Linked DNA regions of Homo sapiens: region 2 is linked to region 1. A link is an interaction called in ENCODE POLR2A ChIA-PET data of the cell type or tissue named here. Cell type or tissue: IMR-90. All regions are shown on one strand. Links, peaks and the distances in the headings refer to the core of each region. The heading gives the core; the rest is flanking DNA. Region 1 overlaps LOC105372924 (a long non-coding RNA gene). Region 2 has its middle 32 kb from the start of TGFB2-OT1.

Evidence for each region. Peaks named below come from ENCODE experiments on the same cell type or tissue, not always from the same donor. Only the 100,000 strongest peaks of a DNase experiment are listed, where the experiment ranks them.
Region 2: POLR2A ChIA-PET joins it to region 1 with 5 read pairs; 2 of 35 experiments call an interaction of 5 or more read pairs at or near these places.

Annotation. Positions count from the first base shown.
Region 1 is chr1:218,692,648-218,703,275 of GRCh38, reverse strand. It overlaps LOC105372924 (a long non-coding RNA gene), which reads left to right. Exons shown (of 4, transcript XR_922605.2): 4 at 3,968-4,712. Among named protein-coding and RNA genes, the nearest start is that of LINC02869, 190 kb to the right of the region's middle. In IMR-90, for the core only: no CTCF peak of the experiment used is centred there; no DNase peak of the experiment used is centred there.
Region 2 is chr1:218,469,568-218,480,195 of GRCh38, reverse strand. No RefSeq gene overlaps it. Among named protein-coding and RNA genes, the nearest start is that of TGFB2-OT1, 32 kb to the right of the region's middle. In IMR-90, for the core only: no CTCF peak of the experiment used is centred there; DNase peaks (open chromatin) are centred at 3,615 and 6,415; H3K27ac peaks cover 706 bases; H3K27me3 peaks cover 204 bases.

The sequences.
Region 1 (10,628 bases), core at 1,655-9,654:
GAGTACTGCTTCATATCATGTTTACGTTCAATAACATGAATGTATAGTAGACTTTGAAACAGTCCATAATTTTATACTGAAGGCTGCCATCTGAGGGAATCTCAGCATTCTTCTACAGTTATTTATTAGTTCCTACATTTATTGCTTTTTCAAAACTCAGAAATAATGGTGAAATTTAAAACAGCTTAATTAAACTTCAAATGTGTGGTTCTGATAAGCCTGGCCCAGAGCCATGGCATTCCAAGATTCTCAAATAGCATAATCTAATTAATTTTTTTTCTAGAACACAGAAGTCATAAACACACAGTAATCTGAAGCACTTAGTGTCCTGCCAGCTGGCATCTTCTCATTTCCAGTTTCCCTGCACTGTAATTTTGCTGCCATTTGTGAGAAACTGTGGATTTCTCCACTTTGGTAGATTGTATTAAGTTACGTGCTATTCAGTTGAGGTATTTTTTAATGAACTAATTACATGTTAGTTAATAAGAAAACATTGCTTCAACAGTCAACTGTTGAATATCACTTTTAAAGAAATTACTTCAGTCTTACAGTAGGAATGTCTGGGAACAGGATTGACCCATGAAAACAGCATGATTGCTAGCAGTGAATTATTGAGTTATAAATACATGTATGAGTACTGGATATCATTATTATTAGCAATAACAACATCAACAACAAAGACATCTATGAAATTCAAATTTTAGTTTTTCCTGCCAAAATAATGTTTTCCATTAATGTTGTCCATGTCTCATTTTATCAGTGCATAATAACTGAAAGGCAGTGAGATATACTAGGCGGGTCCATTGCAAGACTCCAATCCAATGTTCTGGCTGTAAGGGTGATAGAGGTGGTTGCACTCTATGCTGTTCACTTTTAAAGTTTGCTCCTAATTCTTCCACATCTAATTCTAGATCTGATGAATAATAATCTCTTCATTGTGTTCAGATCAGTGATGATTTCGTAGACACTGATCCTCTCCCCTTTATGGCAGCATTGATCTTTCTGGATGTGCTGGTTCTGGACCTGTTTGTCTTCAAATCCATTTCTCACCCTCCCCTGCTTTGCTTTGCTTTGCTTTGCTTTGCTTTGCTTTGCTTTGCTTTGCTTTGCTTTGCTTTGCTTTGCTTTGCTTTGCAGAGCCGGGTTTCCCAGGCTCCTACATCACTGGCTTTTCCCTGGACTCATCCTATGAGAAAGAAACACTGGTAGGAGTTTGGAGGGTACAAGAAATGGAGGGAAGGCCAGGCCACTTCTCTTCCTGCCTCTCATGACATCTTTGGGCAGCAGCTGCATCTCTCCCTCTCGCCTAGTAGGCTTCCCACACTTCATGTGTCCAGCTCAGAGGTGGCAGCGTCTTCCTGCCACTGCTAATTTCTGAGTTCTTTCATTGTCCCATTAGGCTTCCTAGCTCTTCTATCACCAGTGTAGCCAATTCCCTGCATTAAAGTCCTCTTGTTCTAAATATTCAATGGCTTTTATTTCCTGGCAGACTATGACTGAGATTTCAGACTAAAAATCATTCTCCTAAGGCTATATCCATTTTTCTTTCATTGCAGATGCTTATTTATCATTTCTTGGTTACAACTTTTTGATGTAGAATTGCATAGAATATTTTTCTTCCTCTCTTAAAGAACACTTTGGATTTGGGAGGAGAGAGAAAAGTATAATGGGTGGATGAGCAGTTATTTATAAGGTACTATAATTTCTGCCTGACTTTCTATATCCTGGGGTTCACTGTTCCCACACAGCAAGGCACACATTTTTGTTGAGGGACATGATGTCATCTTGCACATTTTGTTACAAACAGGTTTAATAATGCATTGTTGCATCTTAAAGCCTGCGATGGAATGCTCTGCTCCTGCAGCCAAACTCAGGATCCATCTGGTAGACCTGTTAGTCAACGACCCCAAGAGCTCAGCACATTTCTGCCTGTTGAAATAGAACAGAAATGACTCCGACAGACTTAAGGCTCAGTTTTAAAACACAGCCATGATGTCATCAGTATGAAGGTTTTCTCTCTGTGTCTCTTCTTTATCTACTATTTTTTCTTTCTTTCTCCTCCTCCTCATTCCTCAAACCTTACCTGAGATCAAGTAGCTTAAAAACATTACATATATATGCTAAAAAATATTGGCATTTTTCATACACCAAGCAATTTGAAACCTTGTCTATCATTGTCCACCTAAGGGCTTAGCAGTTACAGAGAAGGATGCATCATTGAGACAACTTGGTCCGTTGTGGGATACACACGAGTTTTAAAGTGTATAAAAATGTACACTTCATAAATCTCATTAATTGCTGGTCACCACTTTTCCAATCTAAAAACTATATTGTTCTTGCTTCTGCCAACAATGTCTTAGCCATAGTCAATATTTCCTGAATTCTCCATAAAAGTGCTGACATCTCTTTTGTTGCTCGTGTTGTTCTTCCTCATTGGTTTCACTGAAAAATCTGACATCGTTCAAAGTCCTTCACAAATGTTACTTTCTCTGAAAGCGTCCCAGATCCTCCAGGGAAAGAAAGAAGATTAATCACATGCATACAACTGACCCTAAATCAATAGTGTATAGCTAGATGTATATAATCTTAACGGAAAAGAAGAACGAGAGAGAAGAAACAAATTTAGGAGCTAGGAAGTAGATGAATTCATGGTAAATGACTTAGATACCCAAGGAATGGAACTACTAAGTCACCAGTAGGGAAAACTAAAAATCAGCCCAGATTTATGCCGCATGATCCCCAAACGCACAACATGTGGCCTTATCACGTACCTTGAGAAGTGAGAGTGAAAGAGAGTAAATAAAGAAGATTAACTCAAAGTATTTTTTTAAGAAATAGACATCATCAATTCCCTAGCTCACTATGCCAGGCTGTCTGTCCTTTCCCAGTTTATTGTCTAAAAAGTATGAAACACCAGGCCTTAAGTGGCAGCAGGCATAGTTGATGGTGTGGGTATCTTAATGAAAAAAGTCATTTTATGCATACTGAAAGTAAACACCCCTAGCTCTCTGTGTCCACTTTGCTCCCAGAACATTAGCGGCCAGGCAAGAAGTGAAAAAAATCTTCCTTGGGAAATATTTCTTTGCTAAAAAGAAAGCTATAAAGGTATTGACGGCAGAGATTTCCTATTAAAATTGTCCAGCCAAATCACTCTACAGTGAAACTGACAATTTACAGTCCCCATTCATGCACTCAGAACATCAAATCAGCTTAAGAGTGTCCTGCCCTTAAGTATAAAATTTACCAGACCTTTGAGGAAAGCTTCCTAAGTGGTATATATAGAACAGAAAAGAAACCTTTTCCCCTTGTGCACACATATCACACAAAACAACTTGGTTGAGAAAAAAACTTGCAGACAGAAGAAAACTTCAGTAACTCCAAAAGCTTTTATTAATATCATCAGGGAGATAAAAATTAATGTAATCATGTAATAAGAACCAGAGATTTTGTTTGAAAAAAAGAAGCAAAAGAGAAAGGAAGAAGTTGTAAATAGAAGAGAAAAATATCAACATAAGAGGACCCATACAAGTGGTCCAAAATTCAAAAAGCAAGAGGTCTAAAAGGAAATGAGAAAAGGAAAGCATCAGTGAAATTATTCGAGAAAAGTTTCCATAATGGAAAGATACGTTGAAACAGCCTGCCAACTGCCTAGAAAAATAAATAAAAATAGACTCATACTGAGGCAACTCATTGTGAAATTTCAACAAAGAGAAGATCCTGAAAGTTTCCAAAGATGAAAAAACAATTAGGTCACATATGAAGGATCGGGAATCAGAAAGACTCTGGACTTCCCAGCAACTCTGAAAAGAAGAAATCAATAAAGCAACACCTTCAAAATTCTGAAGGAAAATTATTTTTGATCTAGATATATGAACCCTGACAAACTATCAATTAAGTATGAGAGTAAAATAAAGAGATTGTCAGATCTGCAATGTCTCAAAATTCTCTCTCCATTTTTCTCTTGCAGAAAACTACTGGAGCATGCGGTCATTCGAAGAAGATGGGTCACTAAAAGAAGATGTGAGATGCAAGCACTAGGGGACTGAAGACCAGAGAAAGGCAAAAGGAATCCTCAGGTTGTCTGTGCAGAGACCCCAAGATAGAGCTATGTCCCAGGCATGGAACAACCAGCAGTATGAGTAGCTCAGAAGACTTCGGGAGAAAATGTGGAAGATGAAATTAAATGGCAATCTAATGATCCTGAATTTTTAAAGAAAAGATTGACACAATGAATACAGTATTTTGGGTTGAATTAGTGATAAGTACATATATAATAAAGTAAATTTAAAGATAAAAATATATTAATTGTGGGGAAAATACAAAGATGTACAGGAAAGGAAAAGTAACCATATTTTATATGACTCAGCTGGGAATACAGTTTTCATAGCCACAGTAACAGAATATTAGCTTTAACCAAAAACACCACATTATTATATCGGGAGGATGAAGAAGGAAAGGATGCATGTGTATGGAAAAAAAAAAGGAGCTAAATGGTCATCTTCCATAAGGGAAAGTCAATAGATAAAGCCTAAAACTGGAAAATTAAGAAATAGCAATATAACCATGCCATGCAGAGACATGGAAATGAATAGTACGATAACCACCTAAAAAAGGTGACAATGACTGTTCTGGAGAAAGAGACACTGTAGAACAAGAGCTGCAAAATGCTAGGCTTTTAAAAAAATTTTATAAATCTTACAGAATTGTTTGAATGTTTACATTATATGATGTATAACATTGGTCCAAAAAAATCACTGTCAGGCAAATTTAATTGTTCATTCCTCTTTCACCATAGTGCATTGCTCAATTAGGGGCCCACCTATCATGCTTGGATAAGGCTGCCTGGGTGTCTATCTCCTAATAGATTGTGGGCTTGTTTAGGGCAAGTGTGTTTCCTTGCCTAGCATGATGCCTGACACAGAGTTGGCAATAAAAAAGTACTTGTGAAAGGATTGTTGTGGAATTCTTGGCCCTAATTCTACCATATGGCATTATGGAAATCAAGTCTAATTCCTCTTCCAAATGAAAAAGTCCAAATATTTTAATGCAGTTACCATACCTGCTCTTAAAGCTTCTCTTCACTAAAAATTCTCAATATGTCTATAATTTGTGGGTCATTTTTAAAGTTCACTCACTATCTTGGCATAGACTTCCAGCTAGTTCTGATTAGTCTTCGTCTCTTACAAGTGCTGGATAAAATATTTAAATGTGTGGTCTGACCTGCGCAGAACAAGTGGAATTCCCACCTCCCTAAATCTGGATACTCTGTGTCTACTGATACAATCTGAAATCACATGACATTTTCTGTAAACCATATTTCCTTGTTATCACATATTTAGCTTATAGTCACCTATAAATCCTCAAGTCTTTTTCTAATTGATTTCTGGCAAGCCTCCTTTCTGCCATTTTCTATGTGTACAGTTGATTTTAAGGTTCAAACATAAGACTGTACATTTTTCCTTATTATATAATTTTAGACCATCATGCCAATTCATAGAGACTCTTGTTCTTATTAAGATCTTGTGAATTAATATAATAATCCTTCCCAACTTCCCATGACCTGCCAATTTGATTTCACACCTTTATAAGCTAACTCAAGTCATTAGTAAATATTTTAACCAGGTTAAAGAGGAGGATTGAGGCCCTTGGCACAACATTAAAGACTTGCCATTGGGTTGGCAGCCTCTGTTAATGAGAATTCCCCAAGACTGACCATTCAACCAGTTACAAAGTCCCCTAACTCTTTATGTCATTCAGATAATAAGTATTCACTTTGTCTATAAAGATATCGTGAAAATCCTTGTCAAATACCTCGTCTAAGTAACAACAACTATAACAAAAACAATTTATCGGGTATGTGCCAGACATATACAAATAATGTCGATTTACAGATTAAAGCTCATTAAACCATTACAATAACTCCTATACTGTATTTCTCTGATGTGCCAAATTAGTAATCCTGTCTTTTTGCTACATGTTTTTGTCAAATGGTCTAAGTAAACAAGTATTGTGTCTTTATACCTTCTCTTGGAGAGAAGCTGTTAAATATTCCCACAAAATCTTGTAGTTAAGAAACAATTTTAGTATTTTTCACACAAGACTTCCTAAATTAATTTATTATATAACTTTTCTCAAGGATCTTGTGTTATTCAAAAGAATACAGTTGGGAAACGTTATATTGATCCTTTTCCAGCTGTTCCAGACGTTTTCACAAACTTTCTGTGTACTTCACTTCTTCAGGGCTTTGGCTGTAATTGTTCTATTCCACCGGAATGCCTCTATCTCTTCCCACCTTCATGGGTCTATAAACTCTACCCATTCTTCCTAACTTAAGTGCCATATTCTAAAAAGATTATGATTATCTTCAAAAGAGGAATTTCTTTCTCATATGAAAAAAAGTCTAGATTTTCACAGATATCTTCCATCAGGTGCTGTCACACAGAACCTCATATATTATTTCTGTCACAGAAGTCCCTCTGCGAGATTCAGAGCTCTTTAAGGTCAAAGACTGCCTCTTTTTTTTTTTTTTTTTTTTTTTTTTTTGAGACGGAGTCTCGCTCTGTCGCCCAGGCTGGAGTGCAGTGGCGCTATCTCGGCTCACTGCAAGCTCCGCCTCCCAGGTTCACGCCATTCTCCTGCCTCAGGCTCCTGAGTAGCTGGGACTACAGGCGCCCGCCAGCACCACGCTAGGCTAATTTTTTGTGTTTTAGTAGAGACAGGTTTTCACTGTGTTAGCCAGGATGGTCTCGATCTCCTGACCTCATGATCTGCCCGCCTCGGCCTCCCAAAGTTCTGGGATTACAGGCGTGAGCCACCATGCCTGGCCCAAAGACTGCCTCTTATTCCTATTTTTTTATTCAGAGTTTTGCCTATTATAATAACATATTTATAGTTGATGCTTAATAAAATCTATGGATTAGTCCAGAACTTAAATCTACTGACACCTACGGCTGTCACTGTGGTTGCTCTGTAGGAGGTCTTGTTGGGGATAAAATGGAATTTGTTTACTTCCTAATACATCCATGCACATACAGAATCCTGACTGGGAGAAATTACATATCTGAGGAGCAATCCATCCCAGCAGGATGTTAACCTTCTCAACTTCAGAACCTAGAAGTAGACGTAGAGACTTGAGTATTGGAGTCTGAGAGTTGAAGATATGTTGCTCTCATCTGACCAAAAAAACAAAACACAAAAACCATTCAATTGGCAGTGATAGAGAATATCACATAACCTTGAACATAAAAACAAGTGAGCCAAGACATTGAGGTGCTTGGTCTTTCAAGTTATTTGTTCACTTCCATGGATGAGCTGAGAGCTCTGGTCCCATGATTGCTCATAAACATTATTACAATCACTTCACGGAGATTATTTTGGCTGCAAGAGTCACAAGCCCAGAGATGGAAGAGGAATCACATCCGTGAGCTATTTTAATAATAAATTGTTTGCTTGCATTTCAGCTGAGATTGGTTGGATTTGGCCTCATTTTAGACTTAGCAAACATCTCAAACTGGTTTTCAAATGCTTTTGATCTTCTATAACCAAAGTATGTTTAGCTAAGCACTACCCTCTTAATTTCTAAAACCCACGCGTACTTTATAGGAAATGTTGCTCACATTGTTTTGACTCATTTACATGTTAAATCATCAAAATATTGTTTGGGAAGGGTGTTTTGATGTCCAAGAAGATTTTTCAAGCATTTTATAGGCTGGTTTTCTTAAAAACAGGAAGCTACATTTTGCCAAGAATAAACAAACTGAAAGCTCAAGAGGCAGGAGGTTGTTGGAAAACTCCAAACCCGCACGGTTGAATGGGTTCTAAACCTGGCAACACACCTTTCCCCATCTTTTTGTTTAATGTGGTTCCTTGTCTTCCTCCCAAAACCAAACCCCTAAAGCCACACAGGGATGCAGGATAAAAGCACAAACAGGAAGAGAAAACGAACAACAAATGGAGGGGAATTTTAACCCAGGCTTTATTCTGCAGGCTTCCTTCAGAGAAGCAGTGACATTATGCACCAGGAAACTGAGGCACCACAGGTTAGTTTTTCTCAAGGTCCCCATGCAAATTCAGGTCAAAACCAAGCAACCAAGAGGGAACTCTTCTTGCTCACTGTCTTATCCCTCGACCCTCACCCATCACCCCTGCCAATTGCAGAAAGCATACACAGTTTATACCCCTCATTCAAAAGATGAGCCCCTTCTAAATCTTACATCAGCTGTGAATCGTCAAGCCGTGCTGCTTCCAGAAGCCAGAAAGCACCTCAGCTTATGTTTTTGCCTCTGCCAAAGGAAAGGGCCCTGCCCAGTTTTGAATCTGCTCAAGTCCTGAGAAAGTTTGCAATGGTGTGTGTGGGAGATGGCAGTGTGGGTGGGCAACACTGAACAACCCTGTACCATACCACAGGAAAAACGTTTTTGGCTCCACTCATCATCTTTTCCAAGCACTGGCAGATTCCTTTGCCTGGTGCTTTGGTTCCCAGAGGTAGGCATCTCTGAAATTTAGGTTCACTTCCAAATCTTCTGAACAAAATGCAAAGCACTCCCTGGCCTGCATTTCTGAGGCAGCTGATGCCAGGAACTTATCTGCATTTTTTCCCTTTTATATCCTAATTCTGAATTTAGTTTTCTTTTTACATTTGGCCCTAGAAGCCAAGGAAAGGGGGAGGGCAGAATCCAACAAAAAAGCCATTTAGCCCAAGCTAAACCACATTAAAAATGAAATAATCATTTTGGTAAAGCTTTTAGATTCGCATTGCATGGCATTTCTGAATAATATGACCATGACGCTGAAAAACCCTTAGTATTTTTCTTATCCCATCCTTTACTCCAAATCAAACTAATACTAATTTTTTTTAAAAAAATCATAAAACACGTAATTTATCTCCTCTCTCGAGTCATCTCTGAGCCAGTCAAAAATTCCACCACATTTAAAATGATCAAATATGCATATGGAATTTTCATTGGAAATTTAAGGAACATGGTTATACTCAGTTTAATTGCTAGAGCATGCTTTCCACCTGTTGCCACTTATAACAAACTCAATCCACCCCCAGTACTAAAATTTTTGGGTTATTTATACCCCAACTTCTTCGGGAAACTAAAGAGTCAAGATAACAGGATGCAAATATATTTTGTTCTTTGTTATTTTTCACAAACAAGGAATACATTCTCCTTTCTCTAAATGCATTTAAGAGCTAAGGACAAAACTAAATGCTACACGTATATCAAAGAAAGCCTAAAGACTTTTTAAAGGCTATTAAAATGCCTCTGAAACGGATAAAGTTTTTATTCCTTTTATCTTACTTTTCTTCTTTCTCTTTAAAGGAGGCATAACCCTCTAAGTTAAGGCCATTTCTATACTGGAAAAGTAATAGCTGAACAGTTCAGCAGGTATGTGCAGAGAGACAATTGCAGTCCGGGGAGTTTAGGCTAATAAAAAGCTACAGTTTGGCAGAGTAGAAACAGACAGAGGCCACATAAAGGGAGTAAAAACTACGCTGAAGGGTAAGCCATAATTTGTTGAATGGGGATCTGTGTGGGAAGAGAATTCTGTGATTAGAACCCATCTAGACTAAAAACAAACAAATGAACAAGTAAAACAATATGAAAAAAACAGAAAAACAAAGCTGCTGGTATGGACCAGCACTTGATAATCACTAAGATTCCCTCTAACTCTCACGTGATTGTCAGGTTCCCTTTCTAGGGATTTTGATTTTGTAATTAAATGTCTGATGTTGAAAGCAAGTGTATATCTGTCCGGGCAGATCAGTAATGTAGAGGTCCTGGTGAGCAGGAGGGACTGTCAATTTTGCAGTGGCATTTCCAAGACCATACTAATCATTGTCTATGATTAGCAGGATTAGCTAGATTATTTGGGTGAAAACGTGCTCTGAAAATAAAATGTGTTCTTTTAAAACCATAAATTTTAGTGATAATCCAAATCCAAATCTTAACACATAAGCAAATTTGTGAATACGGCACGTGTACATTTTTTTGTTAATGTATAAAACCATGCTTTCTTATCTTACTGAAAGCATTCTGTGTGTAGATAAAAATAAAACCCTTTCTCCTCTTCCTAATTATCATCTACTACAGAAAGCTATCACCTCAGAAAGAGTTTATCTCCCTGTCTGCGCCAGTTTTTCCTAAGTTCCCTTTTTCTGTCTACAGTGATTCTGTCAATCACTAAAGCTAAATACCTTGATGTTGTCCAGGACATGCTTCTTCTGCTTTCTCTTCCACCACGTCCATTCACCCTACAAGTGCTGTCAGCTTGTGCTTTTCAGTGTGTCTGACAGCTATTCTTTCCTTCCTAATTGCTACTCCTGGCCTCCTCACTCAGCCCTAATCATCTCAAGCCTCACCTCTTGTGTGTGTGTTTCCTGACTGGGATCCCTATTTTCACTTTGTCTCCATCCAGTCAAACTGAAATATCACAGCCAAATGAAACTTTTCTGATGTCTCCTTGCATGATTAATGCAGAGTTCTGAACTCTTCATAGTTACTTCATAAATATGTTCTATAAGTGATTATCAATCCTTGACTCAAGAGCCTTTAATAACTACTCTATTTCCCATTAAGGAAAATCTGAAGCCTTCACCCAGCATTAAATGCCATCAATTATCT
Region 2 (10,628 bases), core at 1,503-9,502, 220 kb after region 1:
ATAAAGAAAGAGCAGTCCCAGCCTGGCCACATGGGTTTATCCCTCAAAGGAGGGCAACACAGCAGAAAATGTAAGTCTTAGACCTGGGAAAGTTGTTGGGGACAAGAGGATTCCTTGGCCTAAACTATGCCATTATAATGGATGTGACCCAGAATAAACTAAGTCCTTGATCTCTCTGTAACTGTATTCATCCAGTGATAAACACTGGCTCCCTGGAAGCCTGAGAAAGCACAATATTTAGAGGAGTTCAAAATGTGTCTAAATGGAATTTGGATTTCTCCCTAAATGACCTGCGTGGTGGGCATGCCAGAAGCTTGCCACTGGAATGCCACTGGAATGAAGATGGTTGAACAAGCAAAGGAATAAGCACAGTACTTCCTGTTGAAAACAAAATTGCTATCTTTGTCAGGCCTGAAGCCTTCAGTTTAATACATAAAATAAATACTTGGGAAAGAGAAGATGTTTTCTATGGGAAAATGGAAGTTCTGAGGGTAAGATTTAGGTTAATACAAAATAAAAGCTTTCTATCATTAGAGCTATCCAACATTGTTGGATAGGGTTGACAAGCAAAGTAACAAGTATTTCACAACAGGAAGCTTTCCAGTGGAAACTGTGTGTGTGTGTCAAATAAGCAATTCATTTATTAATTTATTCACTCATAACACATTATTTATGAAGTGCTTATTAAGTAATCATAGGGTACAGAGAATGCAAAGATTGATAAAAATATAGCCCCTAACATAACATAGCCCAGGAGTTCACAAAACAATAGATGAGACACACACCAAAGCAGAATATTAAAACAATATAGTCAATAATAAGCTAACAAAATGACCCAGCTTTGGGACACACATAAGACCTGACTTCAAAAGGAGCTAGAGAAATAGACTGTATTCTTCCACTGGGCTTCTGAGTGGTTGATTTTCTGTGCTTCCAAAAAGACAGAGCTTCAGACCCATTGGTCATGTTAGTAGAAACTGATGCCCATCTCTTTAACTTGAAGAGAATCAGCAAGTTGGAATAATAGAAAGAGAATAGTAGAACAACCAGTGCTGCCAATAAAAGTGAATTGGTAGGGGAGAAAAAGATAAAGAAAATAGAAAGTGGTATTGGTAGACTCTTGGAAATCATGGTTTCCATAGCAAAAAGTTTGCTTTCTCTCTGCCTCTGACCCAGGAAATAAACACTTTCTCATGACCCTAATTACAGGATACTTCGAACTGTAGAAATTTGCAATGACAGGAAAATACACACACACACACCTGTTTCCATAAACTAACCATGGAAACTATTTAAAAACTGATAGTCATATAACCTATACCAGAATGTGTGACAATAACTTTTATACCCAAAGCATAGAATAAATATCAATAGAAAATAATTTATGCTGAAATAGAGTGAAAACTATTTATTTTATATAAGATCCCTGAGATAAGAAACCAAAAGCTGAGAACCATGAACCATTAGCAATTGTTTTGAGGAACTATGAAGAATATGAAAGGTGACAGAACACTGGAGAAGAAAAAATGTGGTTCCAGACCAAGCCCACCATGAGGTTCACGAATTAAGCAAGAAATAGGAACTTATTTCCTGTTCTGACAACTGAGAACTTTGACTGTTTGGGAAGGACAGTTGACAAGGTGAGTCATGATGTCCTTGTGGAGAAGATGAAGAAATGTGGGCTGAGATGACCAGTCCATGGGTGACTTTGTAACTGGTCGAATGACTGTATCCTAAGTGGGATGACTATGGAGGGCATTTAACATAGAAGAATTCTCAGAGTGAGCCATGGATGGCTCTTCCTCTGTCTTATGCCTTATCTCAGTCAACGTGTTTACCACTGAATTAAACGAGAATCCTGACAGTGTGTTGACTACATAGATACATAGAAAACAATAAGCTGAGAGGGATACCTGATTAGTTAGTTGAAAGAATTCTGTTCCAAAAGAAGCTTTGTCACTCTGGAGCAATGGGTATAATAGCTCTGAGTAGAAAATTCTGTAGCTGATCTAAAAATTCCAATTTCAAAAGTAAGCCAGGGTGAAATGAGATTCAAGAAGAGAATACTTGAAAGTAACGAGAGTTATATCACAATATACTGCCACTACTGAAAGCTATTATAATATGACATTTTCTGTAGTATTAAAAATATGATTGAGAAAGTAGAACAAAGACTAAGGTAGAAATGGAAAGTATGGTATGCAGGCTTTAGTGCAACACAAGGAAGAACTTTCCGATATTGAGAACTGTTTAACACCGTAATGGGTTTCTGGAGGAAAATCAGAGAGTACTGGAGTGAATTCTTCCTCTGTGACTATATAAAACTGTCTTGTCCAGTACAGTGTCCACTAACCACATATGGCTAGTTAGCACCTGAATTATGGCTGGTACCAATTGAGATGTACTTTAGTTGTAAAATACACTCTGAATTTTGAAGACTTGGTATGAAAAAGAGAAATATAAGGTATCTCACCGATGGCTGGGCACAGTGGCTCACGCCTGTAATCCCAGCACTTTGGGAGTCCAAGGCGGGCAGATCACGATGTCAGGAGATCGAGACCATCCTGGCCAACATGGTGAAACCCCGTCTCTACTAAAAATACAAATATTAGCTGGGCGTGGTGGCACGTGCCTGTAATCCCAGCTACTCAGGAGGCTGAGGCAGGAGAATCACTTGAACCCAGTTGGCAGAGGTTGCAGTGAGCCAAGATCGCACCACTGCACTCCAGCCTGGTGACAGAGTGAGACTCCATCTCAAAAAAAAAAAAAAAAAAAAAAAAAAAAGTGTCTTTGCTGATATGGTTTGGCTCTATGTCCCCAACCAAATCTCATCTGGAATTGTAATCCCCATGTGTCAGGGGCGAGACCTGGTGGGAGGTGATTGGATTATGGGGGCAGTTTCCCCCATGCTGTTCTTGTGACAGTGAGTTCGTTCTCAGGAGATCTGATGGTTTAAAAGTATGCAGTGGCTCCCCCTTATCTCTCTCTCTCTCCTGCTCTGCCATAGTAAAGAACTGTTTGCTTCCCCTTCTGCTATGATTATGTTTCCCGAGGCCTTCCAACCATGCTTCCTATTAGGCCTGCAGAAATGCCAGTCAATTAAACCTCTTTTCTTCATAAAATTACCCAGTCTCAGGTAGTTCTTTATAGCAACGTGAGAACAAAATAATACACTCATTAATTCTTATAATGATCACATGCTGAAGTAGTAATCGTTTGAACATATTGAGGTAAATATAGTATTAAAATCAATTTCACCTATGTCTGATTACTTATTTAACATGACTACTAGAAAATTTAAAATTACATATGTGGTTTGCTTTTTTGGCTCACATTCTATCTCTAGTGAACAGTTAGTAAAAGAGGCTAGACAATTCTAGATAGTTTGGGATGGGAGTTACATGCTGGATAAGGACTTGTCTCAGTCTCTAAGTCCCCTTCAGATTTCAAATTTTATGCTGTAGGTTAAAGAACTGCTAATAGAAGCTGCAAAACAATTAATATCTTCTTTGTTAAATCCAAATGCCTTTCTAGCAACTAACATTTGTTGGTTTAAGAGTCCTGCTCAAGTTAAGACCATTTGTGGAAGAAGCTAAATAGCAATGACTCATTACAAAAGTGTCTCTGGACTCATGGTATTTTCTAACAGGATCATCATGTTGATCAGCCGTCACGTTGATATCTGTTGACACAGAATCTCAAACTAACAAATGACTAGCCTTTAAAATAGACACCAATAATAATCGTATTCAAGAATTTTCTAATTTTTGTTTCCTACAGTATCTTATAAAGATGATATTTAGGAGTTTAATAAATAATTTTAAAAGTTGCTGAAAATACCAAAATAACTCAATATCAAATATTTATTCTATGTGTTAAGGAAAATTGAGAAGGCAAGTACAGTCTATGTTCCTAAAATCTTTTTAATGGGTGTTCTTCACATTTCAAGACTGAATTGTTTATCTCCTTAACCAGGTTATTATAATCACCTTCAACTTAGTGTGTAAGTTCCTCATATATGAAGTGTGAGCTTTGTACAATAAGAGATCTGTTAGGCACCAGATAGATGCTTGCTATGTATAGAGATTATAATAAAGTTAAGTATTTGGGAATAAGAAGTTCATTTTCAGAGACAAGTGGAATTTTCAGATAAGCCCTGGAAGACATATAGGAAGTTATCCTAGTTCAGATCACTGCAAATTCTAACCCCACCTTCCTCCCTCCAGAAATCAACAAGCCCTTCAAGGAGTTTATAATCTAGCTAAAAAGTTCACAGTCACATATCATGGGATGTTAGGGCTGAATGAGCCAGCTCTGAAACTCTCCTGACTCCAGTCTTGATCTCTTAAGTTCCACTTGCGTTTGTTACTACCTAGGCATCTTGTGTAATTATAGGAGTTTAGTATTTTATGGGACAGGGGAGAGGGTCAGGAGCAGAAGAAGTGGTTAATATTGATAATAATCCTCAACCAGAAATGTTCTGCTTTTTGCTTATCTTGATCAGGGATCCAGAAATTCTGACAAAATGTCAGTATTCCAAAGCTCCGCAAAGACTGCCTATATAATTATTATCCCTATTGTTTCATAGGCATTTGGCTTGATAGAAAGCTAATGATGGGCACTTAAAAGTCAAATGACATGAGTAATTAAGAATAGCCATGAAGGATGATGTAAAGGCATCTCCATTTCAGACTGGGGAAAGCACAGAAATGTTCTACCTAGTGGATCATAGATAAAAATAGCTGCCATCTGCTGGTGCCAGGTACTTTTCATGATTCTCTCATTGAATACTCACAGCCAATTTATGAGATGGGTGCTATATTATTCCTATGTAAGACATGAGGAATCCAAGGCAAGGAGAGGTTTTGCCACTTGTCAAAGGTTACAGTCACTGGGGCTGGAACTCAGTCCCACATTGATCTGATTTCAAAGCCTCATCTCTTAACCACTTAACCAGTGCTGAGATGAGACTGTCTCAGATGAGTCCCTGCTTAGATCTGGATAAACTTGTAAGAGTTGTTTCCTCTGAAGGAAAAATGGGTGCTTTTCACTTTTTCCTTCTATAAAGCAGGAGAGAGAGAGGGTGAACTGCCAAGACAGAGCTGGATGTGCTCCTGGGTTCCACTGTAGGCCCTCAGGGAAATCTATGCCTAGCAAGTTTTTGATGATACAGGACCTTGCTCTAAAGAATTCCGTACATCTCATAGCTGTACGCCTCACTCAGGACAGCAACTAAGAAAAAAAATTACCTAAAATTCGGGTTAAGTATTATTGGCAGCACAATTTCTGTAACAATTCACTCCCTAACTCCCACTAGCAAGAGGTAAATCAATGCCTCTTATTTCTCATTGAAACCCGTCTCTTTTGTACCCTTAATCATTTTGCTGCTCCAATGGAACTGTGTGCAAATTAAAACCCTAATGAACTTGCTATCTTTGTATTCTGATCTGAATTCAGTCACAAAATGAAGGACTCCAGCCACAATCACGAGCCAAGAGAAAACAAATGTATGTAATGCATTACCATTAAAACCTTAGAATCTTTACACTAATGATGTTGGGTAAGAAATGTTATCTTTGGGTAAGAGAAACAGAAAAAAAAAAGTGACGGCATGTCTCTCAAAGAGACAAGCAGGAAACATTCTGGAAAAGTGGGTCATATTAGAAAATCTCTGCGGTTGTTACAAAGCCAAAAAGATATTGCCTGTTTTGTGCAGAGCACAGTTCTAGCCACTATGAAGGGAAAGTGCAAGAAAAGAAGGCGGAAAGAAAATAGGGAAGGATTAAAGGCAAGAATCCTGAACAGATGGCTAGTTGAAAGGAAATAAAACACACTTCCTGCTTTTAAAGCATTTATCTTTGCGCAGGCTTCCCTATCTGACTTATTTGCAACCACCAGATAATCAAAGCTGTAATAAAAGCGAAACTATTCTCCATCGCTAAATTAGCTAGTGGTTAAAAGGGAGACAAGATGAAAGAGTGTGGATTACCCACTCAAATTTATCATCAGTAAAATAATAACTCAAACCACAGGACCTAGAAGAGGATGACTTAAATAAGGACAGGCATTTGCTTCAAAGAAAGAACAAAGTAGTTAGGGCATTCAATGAATAGCGCAATGCAAGTGGCAGATACCTTAATTACCTAATCTTAGCTGAGTTAAATTGTGTGCCTGCCCTTGCCAGTAAAAAATAGCAATCTAACAACATGGCCAGTTGTTAATAAAGTATTATTTAGAAAAAGAAAACAATTCCAGATTTAATATCATATAAAGGTAATGGCCTCATTAGATGTGCATCAAAATGATGCCTAATCAGTACCATTATTATTATTTATTAATAATGGCGGTATGGAACCCGATTTCACAGTGGCTGAGGTCAGCCTCACATGGATGACTCACACACATGGCTGATCTACATAAATAGCATGTGCTAAGATTACCATCTGGTATAACAATCTACATCACAAGACTCCACATTTCCTGTTACCCAGGGTAAGTAAATTTCAAGCATGAGGGAAAATTTTAGCAAGTTTCTCCAAGTACCTTTGCTGAGAGACTAATGTGGCTTACACAGAGAGGAGGGGAAAGGAAATTATGAGGTAAAGGTTATTCTCCCTTTCATCTCCCCCTGACTTCCTCTTCACATAAGAGGAGAAACACCACCTTTGCAATTCTGGCTCATATCATCTATAAAATCAAATTTGTCCAATTAATCTCTAACAAAGGCACACCAGGCATACTGTAAGACACATATCTGAACAACATTCAAAGCAGGTGGCATACATTTGAAAATCTCTTATTCCTTTCCTTGTACCTTCCCTCTTTTTTGATCCCTATTCTTCTTTTTTCTTTTCCTATGTGAAGACATCAGCATGTATCATGAAATGACACAAGAGAAACCGTGGCCTCTGAAGATTACTTTGATATTTTGGATTTCTAATAAAGACACCCACATTTGAAACCATTTTCATACAAAACTAATTTTGTCTCATGCTTAAGATTGTACTACCCATCAGGGTGTTATTACTGCCATAACTACCATCAGAGATGGGTGAGGGACCTCCTGTAGTTGTACCTGCTTGCATGAGGCCCTCTGGTGCATGATCTAAACATCCCTCTCTCTCTCTGAGAACTCCCCAGGGTGTACCAGGCTCAGAAGCCCTCAGATGGTCTTTCAGAGCATGGGGCAGGCCAACATCTCTACTCTGTGTTTAGTTCTTCGGATTCTGTTTATGTTTTAATTTAATTTAATTTTTTTCTTCAGATTTACACAAATCTAGAATTTTGCAATTCAGTTTATGAAAACAAAGATTACAAAATTCAGATTATAATTAGGCAAGTAACAGATATCTCTCTCTCTCATTTTTTTTTTGCTGTTTGTAAGAAAGAATATTGTATTATAGTAATTAAAGGTATAAACAAACAGATTTAATATAACTAGGAGGAAAAGCAAACAAATAGTTTACAGCAACCTTTGCTTGTGAACAATGACTATATTTATTACTAATAATACAAATCCCTTTTAAGCACAACACTTTATAGCAGAGATCAACACATTTTTTCTGTAAAAGATAAGATAGTAAATATTTTGGTCTTTGTGAACCAAGAGGTAAAATAGAGGATATTAAATAGAAGCTTATACAAGGGAGAATACAAATATCTACAAAATTTTTACTAATGAAATGCAAAATATAATAACAGTAATTTAGCACAATTTTTTGTAATACCAATCTACTAATGAGAAGAAAGAAATTCTTTAAAGGGGGCCTGGAGGAAGTGATATTTTTTATAGTTGGGGTTTAAATGTAATGTTTCCCATTAGCAAACTGGTGCAAATGTTCATCTGCACCATTCTTAGCTCAGGGGCTATACAAAGGCAGATGACAGGCTGGATTTGGCCTATGGGCCATAGTTTGCCAACCCCTGTTTTAGAGTCTTGAGTACTTTCAAAGGAGCAAAGTGTTCTTACATTTACTGTGTCATTTACGTCTCACCATAACTCTATGAGAAGCCTGGCTAGATACCTTATTCCCACCCTATGGATGAAGTTCCTAAAACTTCCACAAATGAAGTGGCTTCCTGAGAGAATACACCAAGTAAATGTTGGAACCAGGACTTGAATTTAGACTTCTTAACTGTTAAGTAGATTCCAATTTAGGGCATATACTAAGTCTCCTCTTCCTCTGATTTACCGAGGTAAATATTAAATTAAACTCTAATGATATTTCAAGTATTGATACCACCCAAAAGATTTTTGGAACCTCATTTTTGGTAATGTTTATCAGAACATTTGTAATGATGGTCCATCTTCATCCTTAGATGTTTAGAAACAGCCCCAAGTCTTCTCATGCCATCTCATAATGTAAACTGCATTTAAGTCACAAACAAGATTTAGCGATAATGAAATGAGATACTTATTCTGGATGGGCCTCAAAAACCAATTCTGAAGACGATGTTTAAGCAGAAACACCCCAAAAATATCTTTAAAGCAAAGACATCTTTATTAGATGAATAAATAGCCTTTCAGTTAATCTTTACAGAATTTTAGAATTTACAGTTTAGGAACTTTGAAAATAAATTTTTCCAATGTCCTTATTTATAGAAGAAGAAGGAAACAAATTTAGAAAAGTTACTTTGAAGAACAACATTCAAATTGTAAAATCTAATGTTTGTTTTAAAACCTCTCTCTCAGTGGTAATAAACAATAATGAATTGCGCTCCAGTACACATCTTGTAAATTACATTGAGTATAGTGACTTTAAGCCAGGAAGGGTAAGATCTGGGAAGTTTGGACTTTTTAGGCCAAGCTACCGGTTCAGATGACTTCTCAAAATCTCTTCCAGTCCAAAACTCCATGATGCTATGTAAAATCAGCTGGAGTCAAAGCCAAGTTTTGTAAATAGTGGTAACTACTTACTGAGTGCTTCCTATATGCCTTGCAGAGTTCTCAGCCCTTAGCTCATAAAATCTTCACAACAATCCTATATGGTAGTTAATGTTATTCCTATCTTATAAATGAGGAAACCTAGGCTTAGAGATGTTCGCCTAAGTTCACATGTATAGTTAGAGGCAGATATTGGATTCCCAATTGATTGGTTAGTTAAGATTCAATCAGAGAAAATTATTAAGAGTGATATATATTTGACATCATACAGTTAGAGGAACGGGCTAGACTATTTACTGCTGTTGCTTTTGCATTTGGTGCTGGGCTTAAAGTCCACAGAGCAGGCTGACAAGAAAGAAAGACAGACATAAAGTAGGGAAGAGCAAAGACAAACTAAATCCATGAGAATAAGCTGGAATCTATGAGGATGAACTGGAACCTGTGTTATCCTCTCACCCCCAAACCTCAACTTCAGTGATATGTGTATAACCTGCAGAAGAACTGGCTTACTTTGCCACAGTGCTCCATATGAAACTGCTCAGGTAGCATTCTCAACTTCCAGTTTACTGAAATCATTACTGTGCTCACTCCTTTGGAAACTAAAACCTCTAGACTAACGGAGCAGGAACAGGAAACAAAAATTCCACTAGTTTATGTCTAGGAGAATAACTATTATTCCCATAGAGAGGATTTGCCATTCCAGGATTCGAGAGGTGCATTTGCCTAAATAGGTAAATCTTATCTCTGGCAGAAAGAGCATTATATATTAGTCAGTAATTAGAGCAAATAAAACATCCTGGAGGATATTACTTTTGTCTTCCAAGTTATTTACATCCAGTTGGCACGGTATCCGAGTCTTCAAAAGGCCATCCCACTGTTCTACCATGCCGACTGCTTTATAGTGATTGGGAACATAGAAAGACCACTAAATTCCATGAGTATGAGCCCCACGTTGCACTTAATTTGCTGTAAACTGAATTGCTTTGTCAGCAGCAATGTGTAGTGATAGCAGCATTCTGTGAGTTCATAGATGGTAGTATTGGCACTACAGGAAGTTAAGGCAAATCTAAATCTAGAGTAAATGTCTGTTCTAGTAACAACAAAGTGCTGGTGCTGTCTGTAACCTGATGGAATTGATCCAATATAATCAGCCTCCAACCAGGTGCCTTCTTAAACCCACCAGGTAGTGGTGCCATACAAGTGTTGTTCTTGCTGTTGGTAGGACAGACCCTTAGCAGTGGCTGAAGCCAAGTCAGCCTTAATGAGTAGAAATCTATGTTGCTGAGCCCATGCATAACTTCTACCCTTTCTTTTATGCCTACTTTCTTCATAGAGCCCCTTGGGCAAGGATGGGGGTAGCTGGAGAGAGAAACTGACTGATGTCCATAAGACAGGTTATCTCATACACCTGATCATTGAGATCCTCCTCTGCTTAGACTGCTCTTTGGTGCAAATTCAAAGAGGTCCATCGACAAATCTTTTCCCCAGACCTCTTTTTCACTAATTTTCTAATAGGGCTTCTTCAAAGTCCCTAACCTTCCAGATATACTCATAGATACAGTCAATGAGTCACTGTACATCCATACTTTTTGCCCTTTCTCCTTTCAAGCAAAATGAGCAACTAGGTGCACTTGTTGAAGTTCTGCCTGCTGGTAGGTTTTTTCCTTACCACAGTCTTTAGGGCCACCCCAGAGTGGGGCTATAGGGATATAGCTATCTACTTTTGGGCATTGACCACACATCA